2 separate regions of the Homo sapiens genome follow, and region 2 is linked to region 1. Evidence: chromatin contacts called from ENCODE Hi-C or POLR2A ChIA-PET data. All regions are on one chromosome and are shown on one strand. Each heading gives the region's core, a stretch centred on a gene start or an enhancer-like site at or near the end of the contact. The rest is flanking DNA. Distances are from core to core; before and after follow the strand shown. Region 1 overlaps SLC13A4 (solute carrier family 13 member 4). Region 2 has its middle 26 kb from the start of FAM180A.

Region 1 (2,700 bases), core at 183-2,682:
TCTGCTTTTCTGCTCTGTGGTTTTTCTCAGTATGCCACATCACTGAACTTGGAGAGCAGAGGTGTTTCTGGACTGTGTTTTAGGAAAGATGGGCTCAAGGAGGTCCCCTTGACAAGGAATAGCTATAGCAATCTTGGGCTCTGAAGTTCAGATGAGTTACCTGCTATTGGACAAGCTAATGAACCTCTGTACCTCTGTCACCAATTTTTTAAGGGCCACAGTGATGCTACATAGCTAATTTAATCTGCTGTGACATGGGCTTTACACATAAGATAATGCAGGTGGGCTCTTATTTTTTTTTAATTATGTGTTTTTTATTTTATATATTTTTTGAGACAGAGTCTCACTCTGTTGCCCAGGCTGGAGTGTAGTAGCCTGATCTCGGCTCACTGCAACCTTGGCCTTACAGGTTTAAATGATTCTCCTGCCTCAGCCTTCCCGGTAGCTATGACTACAGGCACCCACCATTGTGTCCGGCTAATTTTGTATTTTCAGTAGAGACGGGGTTTCGCCATGTTGGCCAGGCTGGTCTTCAACGCCTGACCTTGTGATCCTCCCACCTTGGCCTCCCAAAGTGCTGGGATTACAGGTGTGAGCCACTGTGCCCAGCCTCATCTGAACAATTTTGCAGTGAAATTCTCTGAACCCTGGGAGCAGATACCTGGCCTGGCTCCCGCTCAGTGCTAAGCTAAGCCCTGCCAGGGCTGAAGCCCCACAGGACTCCATTCCAGTTAGTGTCCAAGCAGCACAGCCAAGCCAGCAGTGTCTCCTTTCCACCTTCCCTGGGGGCAGGAATGCTGTTTCTGCCGGGTAAGCCCCTAGCAGGGGCTCAGACACCCTTCTCATCACCTGATTTGCATTCCTGGTTCCATCTGTTTTATATATTGAGTCTTCTAAGATTTGGTTTAAAGAAAAGGTTTCATTGCTTAAAAAAACATTCTTTGCAAATCCTGCCCTAGAGAAGTCTAAAGTAGAGAGACCCAGATGGGTGCTGGCATGACCCAGAAGCTGGCCCAACTCCTGCATGACTGGAGACACTGATTCATAACCGCCACCACCCCTGCCCAGTTTCTTCTTTGGGACTGTATGAACTACCCAGATGGGGAAGCTGAGGCAAGGGTCTGGGCTCTGAGCCACGAGCCAAGGGGCTGCTGGTCAGGTGGTGGTTCACAGGGAGCTGCTCTTCCCCCCAGAAACATTAGCTTGGTCTCGAAAGGCTGCAAGGTCTGTAGGCTCCCACTGAAGGCCCAGTGTGGAGCTCAGCCCTGGGGCTGCGTCTGGGTGGCTGAGGGTGAGGGCAGCCTGGGGTTCAGGCAGGTGGCCAGCTGGATGTCCAGCCCACATGCCCACGGGCCCGCATGCAGAGGACCGGTCAGCCTCCATGGCGAGGAGAGATGGGAAAGGCAGAGCTGAGAGTGCTTTATGAAATGCCCCCAGGCTTACTCAAACAGAGAAAGTCAGGGTAACGAGTCAGAGGGCAGGAATCTGGCGGGTCAGAAAGATCAGGAGCCAGCAGGGAAGCGGATTGATGACAGCCGACTCCGGCGGCACCAGGCGGCAGCGGCTGCGGGTTATCCCAGCGGGCGCAGCCTGTACTCCTCTCCTGCCCCTGCGGGAGCTGGAAGCTGAGTGACACCAGCCCGAGGCCTGCAGCGCAGGGCCAGAGACCGCTGGCTGGGCCCAGGTGAGAGTGTGTGTGAGTGTGTATGTGAAAGTGTGTGTATGTGTGTGTATATGTGAGTGTGTATTTGTGTATATGTGAGTGTGAATGTGTGTGAGGGTATGAGTGTGTATGTGAATGTGTGTGTGTATGATGTGTGTGTATAAGTGTATGTGTGTGAGCGTGTATGAGTTTATGTGTGTATGCGTGTGTGAGAATGTGTGTATGAGTGTGTGAGAGTATATATGTGTATATGGGTATATAAGTGTGTATGAGTGTATGTGTGCATGAGTGTGTATATGTGAGTGTATGTGTGTATGTGTATGTGTATGAGTGTGGGCATGTGTATGAGTGTATGAGTGTGTGTGAGTGTACGTATATCTAAGCATGTGTATGTGTGTGAGTAAGTGTATGTATATGTGAGCGTGTGTATGAGTGTATGTGTATGAGTGTGTGAGTGTGTATGTGTGAACATGTGTGTATGAGTGTGTGTATGAGTGTGTGAGCGTGTGTATGAGTGTGTGAATGTGCATTAGTGCATATGAGTGTGTGTATGTGTATGTATGAGTGGGTGTGTAGGAGTGTGTATGTGAGTGTGTGAGTGTGTGCCAGTGTGTGTGCTGGGGAAAGGATAGAGACAAAGAGCACATGCAATTACTTCCTGAAGTACACCCTAACCCTGGGCCTCCTGGAGAGCTGTTTGTTCCCAATCCCCAATATCCAACCCATGCTTTCTACTTCACCGGAGAGCCCTGTGGTGCCCACCTCTATGCCATTCTCCTATAGACAGTAAATCTTAGTTAACTTGATTGACACAGGTATCATGCCCAGGCTATAAACTTTTGGAGCAACACATTAGAAGGGGCTTAGAGGACTTCAGAGGCAGATATAATGACGGTAAGTGAGAGTCACAATGGAGCCAAAATAAAAACAAACACACACAAACCTAAAATACAGGACTAATCAGCAGAGGAAGTAGCAGCTGGATGCTCACAAGATCATAGAGGGACCTTAGAGTCCAACCCATCTCCCAAGGCACA
Region 2 (2,700 bases), core at 34-2,533, 60 kb after region 1:
TAATGTTTCTTTGCTTTTTCTCTATCTCTTTATTGTCTGAGAACCATGATACTCAAAGTGTGGTCCCTGAACCAGCAGCACCAGCATCACCTGGGAAATTGTCAGAAATGCTGATTCTCGAACCTCTTGAATCAGAAACTCTAGGGTGTGGCTGGTAATCTGAATGTCTAACAAGCCCACCAGGTGAGTCTAATGATCACTCCAGTTGGAAAACCACTCTCTTTGAGACATATGACAGCAATAAGGCCCCCTACCAGCCCCCAAAATTTCAGAGTTGACACCTGTGTGATGGATGAGGTCTTATTTTTGAAAAGGAAAGAAATAGTAACTTTTAGGTACAACACCCCTCATCCACGCACACACAAAAGTACACACAAAGTGGAAGAATGCCTGGCTCCTCCCTCCTCCTCTGTTTACCATCTGTTAGCCATGCTTTGAGTTGTTTGAACAAGAGAATCAGTGTCAGAATAAACTTGCTTGTAGGGTGTCTGGAAGGCAGGTGCGGCCTGCCACTTCTAATGCAAGCTGAGAACAAACACGGCATACTGAGCCCAAATCGGCCTTCTGCTGCTAGAGACAGAGGTAGAATTTATGTTTTGCTGGGATGATACCCCCTAATGTGCTGCCTTACCTTGGGGCCTTAATTAGAAGCAGCAGTGGCCCTCGGGCCTGCTGAGCTTCTATTTGATGTGATTGCACAAAAGAGCTGAGATGGAAAACTAGAACTTTTGTTTTTTCACACATTCTAAAAAGCTTTTTCATAAAAGCCCCTTTCTTGTTTCTTGTTTGCTGTCACATGCACCAAGATAATTTAAAAAAGATTTATACAGGGTAAACAATTGGTAAAATCTGTCTTTCCCTTGTTTGTTCTAGTATTATCAGGTTCAATTTATTTTTTCTCTGCCCCACCTCCTCTTCCTCGCAAGGACCCTCCCATCTGCAGCCACCTCCCATTTATTTACCACTGCCTCCCTGTGGGTCCCTTTTCCTTTTCCTTGGGTCTTTCTAGAGCTATCCTAGTGTTTAGTGTTGAAAGCTTGAACGTTTAAAAAAATATTCAATACAAAAGTGAAAAATATCCACCTAAAATGTGGGTGTTTTAATTTCATAATTGCGCCCCTCTGAATTGACCTGATAAATGAAGCTAAAAAGCTGTGGAGATGTAATTGGCTTGCTTTATACCCATAGAAGCAATGGAGGACACACCACAGGCTGTTAGACACCAGCAGTAACCTGTATGAAATGCATAATAAGGAGCAGGAAAGAGATGTGACTATGTTCCTGGATCTACCACGTGTGTTGTGTAAATAAATTCATGATCTCAGCCCAGTGGCGTTCTTGGCTCAAAGCAAGTCCTAATTAACTGTCTACTGTGTGGCACTTCCTGCATAGCAGAGTAGCCTTACCCTTGGTTAACAGGAACCTCATAAGAACTGATGTTTTCTGACATATCAAGGGGGTCTTGCACCTGGACTTGTGGAGCTGTGTTAATCAGAAAGATAACTCTCGTTGTTCTCTGTCTTGACGTCTCTGGGCTTTCAAATTGTGGCTTATTCTTGTTTGTTTTTGAGGCAGAGTCTCACTCTATCCCCAAGGCTGGAGTGCAGTGGCACAATCTCGGCTCACTGCAACCTCTGCCTTCCGGGTACAAGTGATTCTTGTGCTTCAGCCTCCCGAGTAGCTGGGATTACAGGTGCGTGCTACCACGCCCGGCTAATTTTTTTGATTTTTAGTAGAGACAGGGTTTTGCCATGTTGGCCAGGCTGGTCTCGAACTCCTGGCCTCAAGTGATCTGCCCTCCTTGGCCTCCCAAAGTGCTGGGATTACAGGCATGAGCCACTGTACCCAGACTTGTTAGTTTTCAAAATTCACTTAACTTCCTTTAAGCATAAAAGGGAATTTATTGGAAGAGTCCTGGAGTATCACACAAAACCCAAGGCCAAGAACTACAGCCAGAGCTACGTGAAGGCCTGGAACCACGAAGTGAGTGCAAAACCTTCAAAAACCTATTCAAGAGGTTATTTCATCCTCACTTTTCTCTCTCTGACTCTCTCTCGCTTGGTCATCTGGACTCTGCTTCTTTTTCCATATTTGATCCCTGCTGCTTTTTCTCTGTAGATCAGCTTTCGCTTCCTTGGCATGAGCAGCGACAAACATGGTGGCCACAAAATGGTAGACTTTGCTGCCTAGTTTGATGGGGAGACTTGAGGATGTTCCAACACCCAATAGTTGGTGGATAAGCTGAGAAGACTGGGTTAGGAAAGTTGTGACATAGGCTGTGGCCAGGCCAGAGTCATGTGGTACCATTCCTGCTGTGGTTCATTTTAGCAGACAGGGATTTGGCTGTTAAGAAAAATTATCTCAGATTTGGACATAAGGCAAAAGGAGGGCCTTGTTTCTTTCAATGTCATGTTGGAGTGGTGTTTAATCCCTTCAGGGCTCTTTTTTATTTTATTTATTTTTTATTTTTTTGAGACTGCTGTTGCCCAGGCTGGAGTGCAGTGACGTGATCTCGGCTTACTGTAGCCTCCACCTCCTGGGTTCAAGTGATTCTCCTGCCTCAGCCTCCCGAGTAGCTGGGATTACAGGCGCCCACCATCACACCCAGCTAATTTTTTGTATTTTTAGTAGAGATGGGGTTTCTCCATGTTGGGCAGGCTAGTCTCGAACTCCTGACCTCAAGTGATCCGTCTGCCTTGG

Evidence for each region. A loop is a pair of places that touch in the nucleus more often than their neighbours do. ChIA-PET counts read pairs that join two places held with the same protein, here RNA polymerase II (POLR2A). Pooled maps may share reads with other maps.
Region 2: a loop to region 1 is called in a map of PC-9, with 2.9 times the contacts of the local background. The contact joins two enhancer-like sites. A Hi-C loop is called at or near these places in 4 of 168 maps with a recorded cell type or tissue (PC-3, PC-9, aorta and 1 more) and 1 of 50 pooled maps. POLR2A ChIA-PET finds 5 or more read pairs at or near these places in 3 of 52 experiments (A673, HEK293T and PC-9).

Annotation. Positions count from the first base shown.
Region 1 is chr7:135,713,264-135,715,963 of GRCh38, forward strand. The region is part of intron 2 of SLC13A4 (solute carrier family 13 member 4); the gene reads right to left. Among named protein-coding and RNA genes, the nearest start is that of SLC13A4, 14 kb to the right of the region's middle. RefSeq lists an enhancer at 1,342-2,208. Within about 2 kb of position 1,433, at least 5 of the 41 ENCODE cell types and tissues checked have a DNase peak (open chromatin) inside an H3K27ac peak, as active enhancers do; they include PC-9, where a contact is called at or near this core.
Region 2 is chr7:135,773,133-135,775,832 of GRCh38, forward strand. No RefSeq gene overlaps it. Among named protein-coding and RNA genes, the nearest start is that of FAM180A, 26 kb to the left of the region's middle. Within about 2 kb of position 1,284, at least 5 of the 41 ENCODE cell types and tissues checked have a DNase peak (open chromatin) inside an H3K27ac peak, as active enhancers do; they include PC-9, where a contact is called at or near this core.